2 separate regions of the Mus musculus genome follow, and region 1 is linked to region 2. The links are chromatin loops, found by intact Hi-C in ENCODE. Cell type or tissue: left cerebral cortex. All regions are shown on one strand.

The links. Hi-C counts contacts between places; a loop is a spot of excess contacts. Peaks named below come from ENCODE experiments on the same cell type or tissue, not always from the same donor. Only the 100,000 strongest peaks of a DNase experiment are listed, where the experiment ranks them.
Region 1: a loop joins it to region 2, with 4 times the contacts of the local background. A loop is called at or near these places in 19 of 42 quality-filtered maps.

The regions. Positions count from the first base shown.
Region 1 is chr12:110,594,688-110,602,687 of GRCm38, reverse strand. Dync1h1 (dynein cytoplasmic 1 heavy chain 1) reads right to left here and starts at 1,293. Exons shown (of 77, transcript NM_030238.2): 1 at 834-1,293. The coding sequence starts at 1,083. It overlaps Gm35558 (a long non-coding RNA gene), which reads left to right. Exons shown (of 2, transcript XR_381950.4): 1 at 1-1,935; 2 at 2,324-6,080. In left cerebral cortex, a CTCF peak has its summit at 3,955 (motif pointing left); DNase peaks (open chromatin) are centred at 2,711, 3,015, 3,934, 4,224 and 6 more places; H3K4me3 peaks cover 3,064 bases; H3K27ac peaks cover 3,784 bases.
Region 2 is chr12:110,441,355-110,449,354 of GRCm38, reverse strand. Ppp2r5c (protein phosphatase 2, regulatory subunit B', gamma) reads right to left here and starts at 2,131. Exons shown (of 16, transcript NM_001373949.1): 1 at 1,970-2,131; 2 at 1,318-1,383. The coding sequence starts at 1,996. In left cerebral cortex, no CTCF peak of the experiment used is centred here; DNase peaks (open chromatin) are centred at 1,817, 2,356, 2,783, 3,322 and 2 more places; H3K4me3 peaks cover 2,894 bases; H3K27ac peaks cover 1,794 bases.

The DNA.
Region 1 (8,000 bases), 150 kb before region 2:
GGCTATTTTACTTTTAAACAGCACATCTGGGTTCCTAGGGAAATGCCACACCCATTCGCCAGCATGTCATACAAGTTCCCCAGATGCTACAAAGTGGTTTTAAAGCCTCAAGAAGGAAGGAGTCCTGCAAGCAAGCCCCCTATTCCAGATCAATCTAGGGATGTTGTGAGAGTCTCTGCTGGAGGACACAACGGGAACATGTCAGCTTCTTTGCCTCCTTCCCCAACTAGGTAAGCAACAGTTCTTAAGTCTTTGAAATCAGACTTAAATGTCACAGAGCTGTCATTAGGGTCATCTAAGCAACAATTTCAAGCCATGATCAGCAAAACAAGCAATTTGGACTGGAAACTGATATGCTGAGTCTAATCTCAAGGTCCTGTATTTTAGCTGGTGACCTTGGACCAGCCACGGGACTCAGTTTCCTGGTTTGTAAAACTGGGAGATACACCCACTCAACAATGATGCTGCGAGGCCAATGGAGGCCTACGCGTAGGCAGCCGCAGACAGCAGAGATGCTGGGTGACCAGGGCCTGCCCACTCCGGCTCCCGCCAACCCACCGGTCCCCGAGCCCACCCAAGGGCCAGCACCTAGGCTGTCCTAGACACACTCTTCCCAAAGCGAGCTAAGCTTGGATACGAATCGAAACCAAAAAAGCTCATGTGACTCTGGAGGCAGGGATGCGGCCCTGTGCCCAGCCGGGACCGGGAGACGCTGTCTCCACCCAACTCGGCCATCTTGAGAAGCCGCGGAGACAAAGCGACCCCACTGTGCGGGCGCTGGCGGTCCGGGCACCCTAGCTGCTCCACGCGACCGGGGAGGGGGCGCCGCGCACCTTTGAGGGTGGAGCGCTCCACCAGGACCGTGTGGACCTGCGGGTCTGACAGGAACTTGCGCATCTGCTCCAGGGCGCTCTTCTCCTCCAGCGCCGCCTCCAGCGCAGCCGGCGCGTCGCCGCCGTCCTCCAGCAGCAGCGGCACCAGCTTACGCAGGTGCTTCTGCAGCACCGCCACGTCCGCCACATTCTGCACCGCCGACACCTCCAGGCCGGCCGAGCCGTCCTCGCCGCCGCCCGGCTCCGACATGGCGGATCCACGGAAGGGAGAGAGATAGAAAGAGAGAGAGCGAGAGCCGAGAGGAGCGGCCTCCGGCACGAGAGAGCAGTGAGCGAGGGGAACCGGCGACAGGAGACGCTCTGCCCGCTAACCCGCGGCCGACTGCGGACAGCGGAGCCGGCTCCGCCCTAAAGGCCGCCGCTCCCGCCGGCCCCGCCCCGCCCGCTGGCTGCAGCCACCGGCGCCCGCTCGCGGTCGGCGTCGCGACGTTACGCATGCGACTGGAGGCGGGGCTATGTGCGGCGCCGCGTGGCCTTTTGGGACTTGTAGTCGGAGGGCAGGGCGGGACCCATTACTCTGCGCAAAAGTGGTCCAGGAACCGCGTCTGTCTTCATTGCCAGGTGGCAGAGAATATCACAGAGCCAGCCCCTCAGGCTTCATAAATAGTGTTTTAAGGATGCATTGACGAGAATTGACATTTAGTGAGAGTTCATCCTCTGCCCGACATTGCTATTAATAACCTGAGTTCTCCCGTTGAATGAATGGAGTCTGGAGTCCCAACTGCCCAGTCGTTATTAGATACACATTGGGAAGATGAGGACGTTTTTTCAGAGGAGATGAGGGGCATGCCCACAATGACTTCGCTAAACTGGATAGGGAGAGAGTGGAAGGGAGATGATTTTAGCTGAGGAACTGGCGTCTGAGGAAGGGAAGGTTAGGTATGGGTGGAGCAGCAACTGCAGTGCAGTCTAACGGTAGGCTAAAAGAAACCTGGATAGTAGGAACATCAAGCTACGATGGGACCTGGCTTCTGAACACAGTGTCATTTACCAAGCGAGGGTGATGTAAGAGAAGGACGCATGAGTGAATCCACTGACAACGGTAAGCTCCCCATACCTGCAGCACCCACCGCTCTGTGGGTTCGGGAATCTGGATCGGCAGGAGGCAGGGGCTCAGATTGCTCCTAAGTTTCCCTGCATCTGACCCATCACCCCTCCTCCCATACACGGAGGACAAGAAGGGCAGAATCTCTTTGCTTACTTTCTTAGGGTTAGTAACTGGCCTTTGAAAGTTCAGGTCATAACTTGCCTGTTCAATTGGGTAGAGGGAACTAAGCCAAAATGATCTTTAAAAATATAATAATGCCGAGTTAGAAAGCTGAGTCCTGATTGGTGGGATGATGGTGGTATGACTTGATTCTCCCAAATCATCTTTGGAATACGGGAAGCCCTACAATATGCTTATTCCTTGCACAATTGTCCTGTGCCAGGTCCCAGAGGCTGCTGATGGAGGCCCGAAGATTCTTCTAGAAGCCAGACAGAGAGAGAGACAGAGAGACAGAGAGAGAGAAAACAGATAAATATCCCCATTCTCCCTCCATCAGCCCACCCTGGTGTAATGTGTCATAAATAATCTTGCAGAGGTGAGAGGACAGACCCAAAGCTACTGTGGTGAATTGCTACTGTGGAATTGCTGGCGTACTGGCAGTGATCAATACTGAATGTCCACCTGACACTAGGTGCTGTGTTAGTGTTTCCCTCTGCCTATCCTGCAGAGATAGGAACAAGGACAAAAGACCGGAGATTCTGAAACCTGCAGGGACTTAGTGGGTGTGGGGCTGATTGCACACTGGCTGCACTGTGAGTCAGCACCTGGGAAATGCAGTCATTCAGTTATCCGAGGACTCACTCATCTGCAACCTGGCTCCACGCCAGGGGACAGATAGCAGGCTCAGACTTTGGATTATTATCATTCCAAAGAAGACAGAAATGATTTGTTTACAAGGATTTACAAGTGGATCAAACCTGTGTGCTTTTTCAATAAACATTCTGTTTTTGTTTTTTAATATAGTAAGAACAGACCTGCTGCACACAGGCTGCTGAGATTTCTAAGGGCACCATCCTAGAGGCTGGCCAGGCTGAGACAGGGCTAACGAGGAAGCTGAGCTTGGCTGAAGATGCCCTTCTGCTTCGTGGCATAGGACGCAGCCAATCTTGGGTGGGGACCCGGCCTTTCTAGTCTCCTGTCTGTGAAAGCATCTGCTTTCAAGTGTTGAGAGGAGCTGGGAAGAGCATTTCTTTCCTGATGAGGGATGCTGGTGGCGGCTAGAGTACATACAACTTTGTCATAAATTTGTGATACACTGTGTAGAGGTCTTGCGCATTCCCAACATCTCTTTAAAATACCATATGACGTGCTGTTGAGATACCGTGTCAGGCTCATTCTCTGTATTCTGCCCCCTCTCTCAAGCCCTAGAGAGCACACAATCTCTCAGTGGGACCACTGTCAAACCAGCACCTCCAGGCTGTGTTTCCAAATACCCCTTCTCTGAATTCCATATTGGACTTTTGTTTTTCAAGGTCTTGTCATGTAGCCCTGATTGGCCTGGTACTCAGCATGTATGTAGTACATGCTGACTTCAAACTTGAGCAATCATCCTATCTTGGCCTGTAATTCCAGCCCTAGAATTGTGGCGTGTCCTACCATACCTGGTTCATGTTGGGGCATTCACTCATAATCAACCCCACATCTGACATTGCTCTTAGGCCTGGAGAACACCCAACACTTTCTTAATGTATACTTAATGTATGCTTCCAGTCCAGGAATGGGAGGAAGGCGAGCGGCAGGGCACATACAGGTAAAGATTTGGAATTTCTTTGCCATACTTTCAGACAGACGACATCATTTGCGCTACTAGGCACAGCTGGAGGATCTAGCTGGCATTTCACCTCACTGCAGGGCACTTTTGATGAAGCTTGTTCCAGACTCTTATCCCCTTTCTGTCTTGCTTCGGCATTAAATGGGCCTCATAAGGACTGAACTGGATCCGGGTTTTGGAGTTGAAGACCAGGGAAGCCTTGCACCATCAGAACAGGAAAAGTCCATTTGCGCCCTCTGGTGGTCACGAATTTCCTCACTTTCAGGGGGCCTTCTTTCTACTCCCCACCTCCCCATCCATCTGTGTGGTGCCACCCGGTCAGCTAGCAAATGCCAGCCTGTGGTTCGGCCCATATTCCACCACCCACAGGGAAGATTTATGAAGACTTTCTGGGCAGAAAATTTACCTAAGCCCTAGATGCGCCTGGTACTGCCTAGCTCCTTCCCTTTTCCCTCTAGTAGAACCAACCACGTCTCTTACCAAAACTGTGCCCCCAGCTAAGTTTCCTGCTTCCTGGGTGCCCAGCCCCCTCTCATCTTCTGCTTTTCTGATTCTGTCTCTTTCATCCAGCCTACTTCTTTAAAAGGGTTGGGGGTGGGAATCTATACAGTTGCAGCACTAGACAGGCAGAGGCAGGAACATGGCAAATCCTAGGACAGCCTGGGCTACATAGTAAGACTGTCTGAGAAACAATCAAGTCAAAACAAAGCAAGGCGAGAGAGAGAGAGAGACAGACAGACAGACAGACAGACTATGTCACATCTCTGCAAGCACCACATTTCTGCTGCTCTTTCCAGCAAACTCCTTGGGAATAAACACAATTAGCCCTGTCCTGAACACTTCCAGCTCTCCTGTAGTGGTCTGGATATACTTGGCCCAGGGAGGGACAATATTAGGGGGTGTGGCAATGTTGGAATAGGTGTGGTCATATTGGAGGAAGTGTGTCCCTATGGGGATGGGCTTTGAGGTCCTATGCCCAAGCTCCATGTGGAAGAGAACCTATTGGCTGCTTGCAGTAGCCAGTCTCCTCCTGGTTGCCTCCAGGAGGAGGCATGGTCATGGTGTCTCTTCACAGCAATGGAAACCCCAAGACACCTACCCAGCCCTTATGTTCCCAGCAAGAGTGGTCAATATCACCAACCCTCTGCGCCTGGACAAAGCCAGTGGCTGGGTTTTGGCCTTCTCTTGCTTGACACGCTGAGATACTTGGCACAGTCGTCCTCAGCCAGGCTCTGCGGACCCTTTCCTTCCCTCCTCTTAAAGAGGCTGTGGCCCAAGGCTTGGTGTTCAGCTCTCTTTGGTCTTGAACCAGTGACTCTGCAGCCTGATGTACAGTGCAGCGGTACCTGCTGGCTCCCAACATCAGAGGGGTATTGGGGTGTGCTACAGAGGTTGAGTAAGTGTTCTAGAAAATTCCAGGTTGATTGGGAGTTTTTTTTTTTTAATTCTTCTATATCTTTCTTCTCCTCCTTGTTCACCCTCCTCCTCCTCCTCCTCCTCCTCCTCCTCCTCTGCTTATTGTGTTTCAAAGTGAACTCAGCGTATTGTGCATTCTTAGCAAGTGCTCAGGACTGTAACCCTGGACTTATCCCCGACCCTCATTGATTGTCTGTTCACTTGCTCTGTTGGTTATTTTCTTAAGTATGTCATGTTTTTATTGAAAGTGTTAGTCTACTATCCCAGCAACCATTTTCATTTGTATTGTCAAGCTGCATGCTCTCTGAGGCACTTAACACAATTACCTCCTACACCTCAGAGAACACATCAATTTTACATAGTTAGTGTTAAAGGCAAATAAATATCCCGAAGGTTTTGTTAAATGCTTTCTTTCAAATATAATATGGGAATGGCTGATGCTCTCCATTTCACAGAAAAGGAAAATTAAATAAAAGATGAATATGAAAACTCTGCTTTCCAAAACTTCCCAGTGACCCCAAATGTAAGATACATGAGCAGCTAAGGTTTACTGTGGAAACCTCAAATTCTCTTTAGATGACTGATTGATGTAGTGCAATGCTGCTGTTTACTAGTCATCCATCAATAATCATCAATGCAAATACTGTCCTCAGAAGCCTGCAAGGATCCCACTTACGAGAACCACCTGCAGGAAGAACTCTTGCTTACACAAACCCAAGGTAGAAAGGAAATGTATGCTGGTATAATAAGGTTCTAGCTCTGTTGATTGTTGAGAGAAGAGCACCATTGCTACAGTCCCTCCCCCTAGAGAGTTTGGTCTGTTTTTAATTTCTTTTCCCACTGAGGTAAGGAGCCTCCTTTCTCCAAATCTTTCACCTTTGAGGCTGCTGCTGAGAAGGATATTCCCCGTTGTAAACTTTGGCTCCCATCAGTAAAAAGTCCCATATCTGAATTGGGAAGTGGCTCATTCTTCAAGGCTGACGGTGAGGAGAAAGTCCTTTATAATAAAATCTCTCCAGTCATGGAGGGCACTCCCTCCTCTTCAGGTACGTTATGTGGCTGGATGATACAGTTGCCATGGTCTTGGATGAAGGGGTGACCCGGCATTTCCCTTGGTCAGGATGAGGTGGTCTTATAACTGCCTGCCTTGGCACCATGTAGTGCAAGCTTTCGTTCTCTGTGTTAACAGGGGTGCTTCCTTGGTGTCTTCACAGGACTGAACAGGTCTCACATAAGGGCCATGCAGACCCCAAGACCAGAGCGTTTCATAAACAGGAGTTTCGGGTGTACCTCACCTGTGTGGTAGGTACATAGGGTGGTGCGGCAAAGACCAGCTTTTTCCTCAGACAGGTGCCTGCTTCACCTGCCTTCCCTCCACCTCACTGTGACTTAAGACGTCTTACTTTAGGGCTGAAGATATAACTCTGTGCTTACTAATTTTTTCTCATGAGACTTGCCTGTCCGTTCAGATGAAAGACCTCAGAGGAACCGCAGGTTGAAGCCCAGTCAGATCCCACCGCCACAGGGCTAGGGGGCCATTACAAGCACCTACACATTCATCGTGCATTTCCAAGTTATACATTCCAAGCTTAAAGTGCTAGTATGTGGGGCAGGAGAGATGGTTAGGCGACTGGTGATGCTAGCTGCCTTTCCAGAAGACCCAGGCTCGGTTCTCAGCACCTACACGGCAGCTCACTGCTGTCTGTGGCTCTAGTTCTAGAGATCTGACACCTTCATATATATGTAAGCAAAACACTAATGCACGTAAAATAGATTATTCTAAAACATTTCTAGTCTGTCTATTTCTCTGGAGGCCAGTACGAATGCATCAGTATCCTTTTGAGGCTTTTATGTGGAGCCTAGTGTCACGTCCTCAGTGTCCCATCGCGGCTTTGGATGGGCTGCAATCTCCTGCAGAGTGGTCAAGCCCACAACTGGTGCTTCTTGCCTATCCCCAGGGTCCTTACCTGGTCTGGACATCCAACCTAGTCTCATCCTTTTCCAGTCAGAGGCTCTGGTCCTGCATTTCACAGTCCCTTTAGTCACTGAGAGGTCCTTGGGATCCAGTCCAGACTGTGTTCTTTCCATTTCCAGAGACTTTCAGTGGGCTAAGAGGCCCAGGGACAGAAGCCTCTGTGGGCCAACTGGGGTTGGAGTGAGATCTCACTGGGCCTCCAAAAATGTTGCAGGAATTTTTCCTAAAATAAGCACTCCAAGACCAGTGACAGTGAAAGATGTCACTAGTGGACTGAAACCAGGATGGTTTCTGACCGTGAAAAGCCTCCTTCTGGGTCTAGTTTATATTCTCATTTCATACTGTAAAACCACAAGGTGGAGCCGGGCATGGTGGCGCACGCCTTTAATCCCAGCACTTGGGAGGCAGAGGCAGGCGGATTTCTGAGTTCGAGGCCAGCCTGGTCTACAAAGTGAGTTCCAGGACAGCCAAGACTATACAGAGAAACCCTGTCTCAAAAAACCAAAAAAAAAAAACCAAAAACCACAAGGTGGGGTGGGCAGGCAAGTAAGATTTTGCAGAAGGTTATGTGGCAGTCAGCAGGTTGCTAAGGGCAACAACCCATCATTTCAGGTATCTCTCCAGGGCTTTTCTGCTTCAGGTAGCACATGAAGTCACTCTTGGCTAACAGGTTGTACAAACAGCAAATCATCGAGTAAGCCAATAAATCACTATCTAATAATTGGTCTCTTTTAAAATCTTAATCTACTTCAATAGAATCATGCAGTGCAACTCAGCTTCCCGTAAGTGCATGAGATTTTCAGCTTCAGCCCAGCACCACATGATCCTGCGTGTTTTTTTCTTTCTTTTTTTTTTTTCCTGCGTGTTTCTGAAGCCAGCACTAGGATGGTTCTTGCA
Region 2 (8,000 bases):
CCCTTACAGCAAGGTTCTTTTGATAAACTAGGGAGAAATGAACATACATACTGATATTTCTCTGTGATTTCCCCCCCCCCCCCAACAGCAACAGGACACAGGTATGTTTGAGCGAGAAAGCTTTGGGGAACCGTAAGAAGTTTTAGCAGTCCTAATGACAAGACAAGGAAGCACACGGTGTATGCCCTGCAAAGCAACTACACGTCGTGTAAAAATTGTTGAAGGGCTGGCTGTGGAAGGCAGTCAGACACGAGTGGGCCCCAGGAAAGGCGTCACGATCCACTGTTCAGAAAGGGCAGGCAAAGACTGGCACAGCCGATCCTATCTACTGGTATTTCAGGAACCTTTTGGATTTCTGCTTTCAGCTCTAGGGAGGGCAACAGATTTGCTGGGATGAACCACCTGCTGCAGAGGAGGGAGGCACAGAACACACCAAATTGAGGGGGGGGGGAAGACAACCTGGAGCTAAAATAACCCCTGCAGATTATCTTCAGGGCAGAATTTAACTCATTCTAATGAAGCTTTCGGGAAGAAGAGGCCGAACAGCCACAAATTAGAAATGTCTGTGGTAAAATCTCAACGATCCGGCTCTGGAGAGGGGAGACTTAAGGAGCAGCTTCCAGGTGCCCTGAAATTAAAGCCTGAGCCTCTTCGCTTGGGCACTCTAGTTCCAAGACAATGAGATACAAAACAAAGCCAAAAAAGGGGGGTCAAGGGGCCTGCCCTGAAAATCCCCCAAGGGCACAACTCTATTAAGGATCACAGATTCCACCAAATGACCCAAGGGATCATTCCAGATATTCTTGAAATAAGCCAAAGCCAGGAAGCAAGAAAAGTCAGGATTCACCAAAGAGGATGGAGGAGCTTGTGGGAAAGGAAATAGAAGACTGTTTAAAAAAAAAAAAAAAAGTACCCAAATTAGAGCCACCAAAACACATCCACACTTAGTTGAAAAGGACCAGACATCAGCAGAAGAGAAGCTTGCCCAGGACACCAGTTCGAGGCTGCAGCAAGGAAAGCAAGGACCGTGGAAGTCACTGAGAGAGCCAGAGACACAGAAAAGGAACGAGGGGGCAGACCCTAAAGCTAGAGACTCCATTTAAGACCAGTTCACTGGGAGGGCTTGAGCTCTGTTAGAAGCCACAAAACTGTTTTTAAAATGTCAGTTTCGCTGTGCACACTTTAATAAAAGAGTGGGGGGGGGGATAAGTAACTCATAAGAAAAGACTTCAGAAACACTTTGGTTTGTAGAGCCTCCGTGTTAGACCCTAGATTAAAGGCTGATCAAGAATAACAATGAGCTTGTCCAGAGGTTACCTCTGTTTCTGCTGTATCTTGTCCTTCTTTTGGACCTTTTCCACTTTTCACCGGTTTTGGTGGTTCCTGGGAATCATCACAAAACAAAAACAAAAAAACAAAAACAAACAACAACAAAAAACCATTAGTGTTCTCAATATTTGGACCGCTAAGCATCAGCTCAAATGCAGTTTCTAAATTGATACATATCACTGAGAGCTTCTGATGGCTTTAATATGTCAGCAGCAAACTACATCATATTGAGTATATTCACAATACCAGCAGCCTTCAAATTCCGTTTCTCTTCATGTCTGTGTTGGGGGGCGGGGGAGGGAGGTGAAAACTCCAGGTAGGGACACGTAACCCCAGCTCTCGGCCCATCCCTTTCTCCCCTCCCACCCTTAAACCTCACAAGTGAGGGTTTCTGGGGCGAGTCCGGAACGCTCCAGCACCCCAGCCCCCGCCACGCAGAGCACTGCACGGAGCATCAGCCGCCACCCAGAGCGACCGCGGCACCTCAGCGCCACCTCAGAGCCTGAGCGGCCTCCCCAGCTCCATGCAATCCTGCCAGCGCCCTGGGCCCGCCCGCGAGCCTGGACGACCTGCCGCCCCGCCCCTACCCGCCGACGCGGGGACCCCAGACCCGGTCCCGGAGCCCCCGGCCCCGACTCACTTTCTCCTTCTTGTTTTTATTCGGCATGGCTGGTGCGGGCCGCCGCCGCCGCCCCTGCCTCCGCCCGCCGCCACTGCCGCTGCAGCAGCAGAAGCGCCCCCGGCCCGGCCGTCGCGCCGCCCCGGCCGCCGCCGCCGCCGCTGCAGCCGCCGCCCGGGGACTGAGTCGCTCGTCCGCTCTCGCTTCCCCTTTTCCAGGCTCCCAGAGGCTGCGGCAGCCGCGGCGGCGGCGGCGGCGGCGGCAGCGGCGGCGGCGTCTCTCCGCCCCTCTCCCGGCAGGCCCCGCCCCCGCCCCAGGCCCCGCCCCGCGCCGGCCCCACGCTGCCCTCTCCCCGCCTCGCCGCCCTCAACGACGCCACGCCATTGGCCGACACGGCCCCACGTGCCCTAACGCTCCGCAGCGTCGCCCCGCCCACTGCGCGGCCTGTCCCCACCCCCTCGGTGCGGACCGGCTCGTGTGCCGGGCTGTGAAGGTTTTGGTGGAGCCATCAGGGAGGGAGCTACTGGGGAGAGGGAGGCGTGTGCGGACAACGGAGGTGATAAAGTCACGGCCGCTGAGCCGGGACGGGGAGGAGAGCAAAGGACAGTGAGGAGCGGGAATGCACATGTGAGATGTATGGCGACTATTCTGTAGCCTTCCAGGCACGAAAAACTCTACCCCATAAGCCTGGTAGCGGTGACGCTCGTGCAGTGCGGAGGAGACCCGGGACCGCGCGAGCGGCGGTTTCCTTGGGCCATTAGGCCCCGCCCACGAAGGCAATGCTGCTGGCTCCGGGGTACGCTCCGCCCACCGCACGCCTCAGAGGCGGGGCTCGCCTCAGCCCCGCCTATAGAGTCCACGCCTCTCCTTTCGTCCCCGCCCACGCGAGCAAAGGAACTCTCCCCAGAGCAGACTCTGCCCACGGCGGTCCAAGTGTAGACTGCCTAGTTCCCCTGTGGTCCTGCACGCCGAAATTTCTCTGTTCCAGACTCACCCGCAAGGCAACCGGCTTCCCCAATGTAGGCACCGCCCACCTTACGTCTTAGGGATTGGATCCACCTAGGCCGAGCCCATCAGCTGCTCACTCTGAGACTCTACCTGCACACTGCCACCCATCGCCCCGGCCCACCAGGGAGGTAGTCAGATCAGTGTAGGCTTTTTTTCCGAGCCCATTACGTCTGAGCAGCCCTGCGTCTTTGTTATTCTTTAATTACCAGTGGTCGTTAGCCTGTGAGAAAACTGCATGAAGACCAGGGATCACTTGATTCTCTCACTTCTCTAGTAGCTCTTTATGAGGGAAGAAGCTAATTCGCTACTTATACAGTCCTGTTTTTGGAGTTGTCAGTGTCTGACATCCTATGCTAAGGGGGAGCACTCAGAAGGAAGACTGTAGGAGTGAACTGTTTCGAGTGCAGGAGACTTCAGGCGCTCACTCATGATTTAGGAGGTGCCTTCGTCATAAGCTTTGAGCCTGCTAGACAAACGCTGGAGACTTCAGCTACGTACCCAGGCCAAGGCACTGAAAAATCGATGTATCTTAACCCTTGGTTTTTGTTTGTTTTTGTTTTAACTCTTGTAAATGCCAAGCAAAGCATTTTTGGTTGTTCTCACCCAAGCTCTGTGGGGGTTAAAAAAAGAGAGATTTATCAAAACCCAGAGGTGCTGTAGGAGGTTCTGAGAGTAAGTTGTGTCTGCTGGTGTCTGAATGTTCACCAAAATAAAACTAATCTGCAGATAATCGTGACAGACTGGAATGGGTATTTTTACAGAATGGGTATATGACAGAATCTTAAGTGGATTAATACTTTCCTTGAAACAAATAATTAAAAAAAATACCACGAGTTACTTTGAAATTTTAAAATTAGGCGCTATCAATGTAGTAAGCATGGTACAAATTTAAATCAGGAAAGAGTAAGTAGATCTGAAGTTACTGCGTTTTGGCCATGGAACAAGGAGGAGTCTGGGCTTTCAAGGAAATACGCTGATTTCATGAAATACGCCGGTATCATGGCATGACCCAGGATTGCACATCCTTGATCCATTTGACAGACATTTGCTGGACATCCATGATGTTCAGTACAGCACAAAGAGCCCCTTAGTGAGCAAGGTGTCTGTCTCCCTTGTTCCCTGAGAAGTCACATGCCTGGATGGGAACAAGAAGCCCTGTGCCATCCTGCAGGATGGGTGGCAAGTCCGAAGGAAAGGGGTGGAGATGGTCTAATTCAGGGACAGGATAACGGGAGGTGCAAGATGTTTCCTTGTGGCTGGAGAGGAAAGGGGAAGGACAGTTCCTGAACTAAGGCGAATGGCTTGACGGGAGCTGGGCTGGTCTTTCAGCACAGTGAAGGCTGCAGGAGTATGTGTAGCTGGATGCTGACATGTCCTGGCTGTTGTACAACAGTGTCCATGAGATGGAAACATTCTGTCCTTCAGGGAAGCTCCTTAAACAGGAAAGTAAACAGCACCATAGCTTCAGAAAGTGCCCGAAGCTGACCAGATTCTCTAGGCCCCTCCCTGCTGGATAGCCAATAAAGGCTGAGAGCCTCCCTCAGAGGTAGGAAGCCGGGAAGAAGACTCACACCAGACTAGTTGCCAGGAAGAGGTTTAGACCAACTGAGGCACCTGGAAAGGACACCCTCTCATGAGTTGAGCTACCTGCAGTCTGTGTGGTGTGCTCCAGCTTTGTGAGCCGTCACCGGTGCTGGGATGGGGTTTGGTGGGTGGAGCGACCTTTGAGTCATTTATGCTCCTGTGTGTAACCCCAATAAAACTTAAATGAGTTCACCAAGTTGGACTTTGGTGGTATCTGTACTTTGGTCTGTTATGAGTTTTGGTCTTGGGTAAGTAGGTGTGTGTGTGTGTGTGTGTGTGTGTGTGTGTGACATCTCCCCAGAAGAGCTTGTCACACAACATAATTGGCATTTTAACAGGGACATGGCAGAACTAAAGATGAGTTGGGGAGGACTGAGGGCATTGTCCTGGCTATGGGCAGCAAGACATGCTGGGTAGCAAGGCATGCAGCTGAGGCAAGAAACCCGAGGGGAAGCATCCACAGAGGAGATCTCAATACAGCATCCTTTCCTATATGGTGTGTGTTAATGTGCCTCTGTGCTATGACGGCAGTTTCCTGGTTCTTGCTATAGGTAATGAGATGGGCAACTGAGGCTGAGCCATAGGATTAGGAGAGTCTGTGGGAGGAATCCCAGGATGTCAGTCTTCACTTGTGTGATGTGGAGTGGCATATCGCCTGTCTGATGAAGTGCAGGGGGCACCATGTGAATACAGAGATTCCCTGAAACAGTTAAAAGTTTGGAGGGAATTTTGCAGTCTTTGAGATTAGCACGGAAGAGTTGAGACTGTTGACAAGCCGTGGTGAAGGCTTCCTGGCCACTGTTGGGTGGCATCGAGAATGCACCTGGGGCTGAGATGGCAGCCAGGCTGGAACTTGCTTGTGTAAAGCAGGAACTTGTGTGTGTGCAGGTGCAATCGCAACAGGAAAGGGAGGTGTGGTAGCATCCTTCATGCCGGCATCTGATTTAGCAAGTAAACTGGATACTCAATACATGAGAGGCTCTCTCACTCTCTTGTGGTAAAATCAATAGAGGACACCCATCAAGTCATAGCTTACATAGAAAAGTAGGGGAGATCTGTGATCCAGCTCAGATGGCAGGGAAGGGAGGGTGGGCTTTATAATGCTCCAGGGCCAAGAACTAAGGTAAGAAGCAAATCTCAGTGCTTGAACTTCTGAGGTTAGGAGAGACTTCTAAAGAAGCAGTGAAAGAGCCTGTCGCAGCCTGACTTGTGAGGCTGGGGACGTGGAAGGAGATGGGATCAGTCTGACAGCTATGGAGGCAGGAAAGCTGAGCACTGTAACATCCCATCCCTCTGTAAGGCAAAGGCTGCGTCATCCGAGACAGTGTGACAGAAACCAGTCCCCAAATGGGCTGGCTTAGCAAAGCCATTAGGAACACTTGGTCATCTCTGTCTGAGGTCCCCACAATATCCAGGGCAGGAGGACCATAAAGGAGGGCAAGATGCTATTGAGGGAACTAAGAATAAGAGGAGCTGTGTGTGGACCACAGTGCGTTGGTCCAGATAGAACTTGTTCACAGAGGAGGAAAGGCTGGGGCTGGAGAGATGATGGCTCAGCACAAACCATCAGGGCTATTGCTACTGCTGTTGGTTGTATACCAGAACTTCCCCGTTGGCACCTATGACCTCCCCAGCCACAGGCTTTTGTCCTGGCTTACAGATGTGAACTATTTTGTGGAGAGGGCCTTAGGTCCAATTGGAAGGACTTAAGTCCAACAACTGCAGTATGCCTGCTGCTATAGACATTGCATGTGCACACTTTGACTCCAGGACACGGAGAAGTTACTCTGAGATTGAACTGTGAATCCCACCCCACTGGCTGGCTTTCATAGTGCCAGAGGGGACCGTGCAGGCTGCTGTCACTAACATTCCTGCTTGGCTATGGACCCTGCACGCAGAAACCCTGACAGGCTAGGCAGGATGTACCTGCTTATGCAATAGTGGCTCAGCTGCTGTGGGTAAGAGCAGCAGCTTTTGTCTTAGTGTTTTACTGCTGTGAGCACGACCAAGGTAACTCTTATAAGAACAACATTTAATTGGGGCTGGCTTACAGGTTCAGAGGTTCAGCCCATTGTCATCGAGGTGGAAGCATGGCAGCATCCAGGCAGGCATGGTGCAGGAGGAGCTGAGAGTTCTACAACCTCATCTGAAGGCCACTAGGAGAAGACTGGTTTCCAGGCAGCTAGGATGAAGGTCTTAAAGCCCATGCGCGCAGTGACATGCTTCCTCCAACAAAGAAACACTTCCAAATAGTGTTACTCCCTGGGCCAAGCATATTCAGACCACCATGTTCCACTCCCTAGGCTTATTCAAACATATGAGTCTATGGGGTGGGGCATTCCTAAACTAGCCTAATGTAAAATACATTTAATCCAACTTCAAAAGTCCCCACAGTCTGTAGCAGTCTCAACACTGTTTAAAGTCCAAAGTTCAAAGTCTCTTCTGAGATTCATGCAGTCTCTTAATGTAATCCCATATAAAGTAAAAAAAAAAAAAAAAAAACACTGGGCCAAAGCAAGATAGAAAAACAGCTGGGCAAACTCCAAACTCCATGTCTCCATATTTGTTATCAAAGTGCTCCTCAGGGGCTGGTGAGTTGGCTCAATGGGTAAGAGCACCCGACTGCTCTTCCGAAGATCCAGAGTTCAAATCCCAGCAACCACATGGTGGCTCACAACCATCTGTAACAAGATCTGACGCCCTCTTCTGGAGTGTCTGAAGACAGCTACAGTTTACTTACATATAATAAATAAATAAATCTTAAAAACAAACAAAAAAAAGAGCACTGACTCTCTTCCAGAGGTCCTGAGTTCAATTCCCAGCAACCACATGGTGGCTCACAACCATCTGTTATGGGATAGGAGGCCCTCTTCTGGTGTGTCTAAAAACAGGTACAATGTAGTCATATACATAAGGTAAATAAATAAATCTTTAAAAAGATAACACTCTTCAGATCTCTAACTTCGTTCATCTTTGTTGACTGCTGTTTACAAATCTGGCATTCAACAGCACCAAACTTCATTCTCTTAGGCAGGTGCCACTCCCTATTAGGAGCTTTCCTTAGCAGTTATCCCATGGCTCTGGCATGTCTAACATCCTGGGGTATCCAAGCCAGCTTCAACATTACAGTTTCTTATTCCAATGTTTGGGAGCCACACATGTCTTCTGAGCCCCTCCAAAGGGCTTGGGTCACTTCTCCAGCTCTGCACTGTGTAGCTCTCTAGGCTTTGGTAGACTCCACTCCACTGCTGCTGCTGTGCTTGGTGATCATGCCACAGTACTGCCATTTCTAATTCACTAGAGTCTTCTGCTGCAACTAGGCTTTGCCAGTAGCCTCTCATAGGCTCTCTTCGTGGTGCTAAGCCTCAACCTTCCCCAATGGGCTTCCACAGCCTCTCACAGTGCCAAGCCTCAGCTACTCTCCATGACCCCTTTATGCTTCAAAACCAGTCCCACCTGG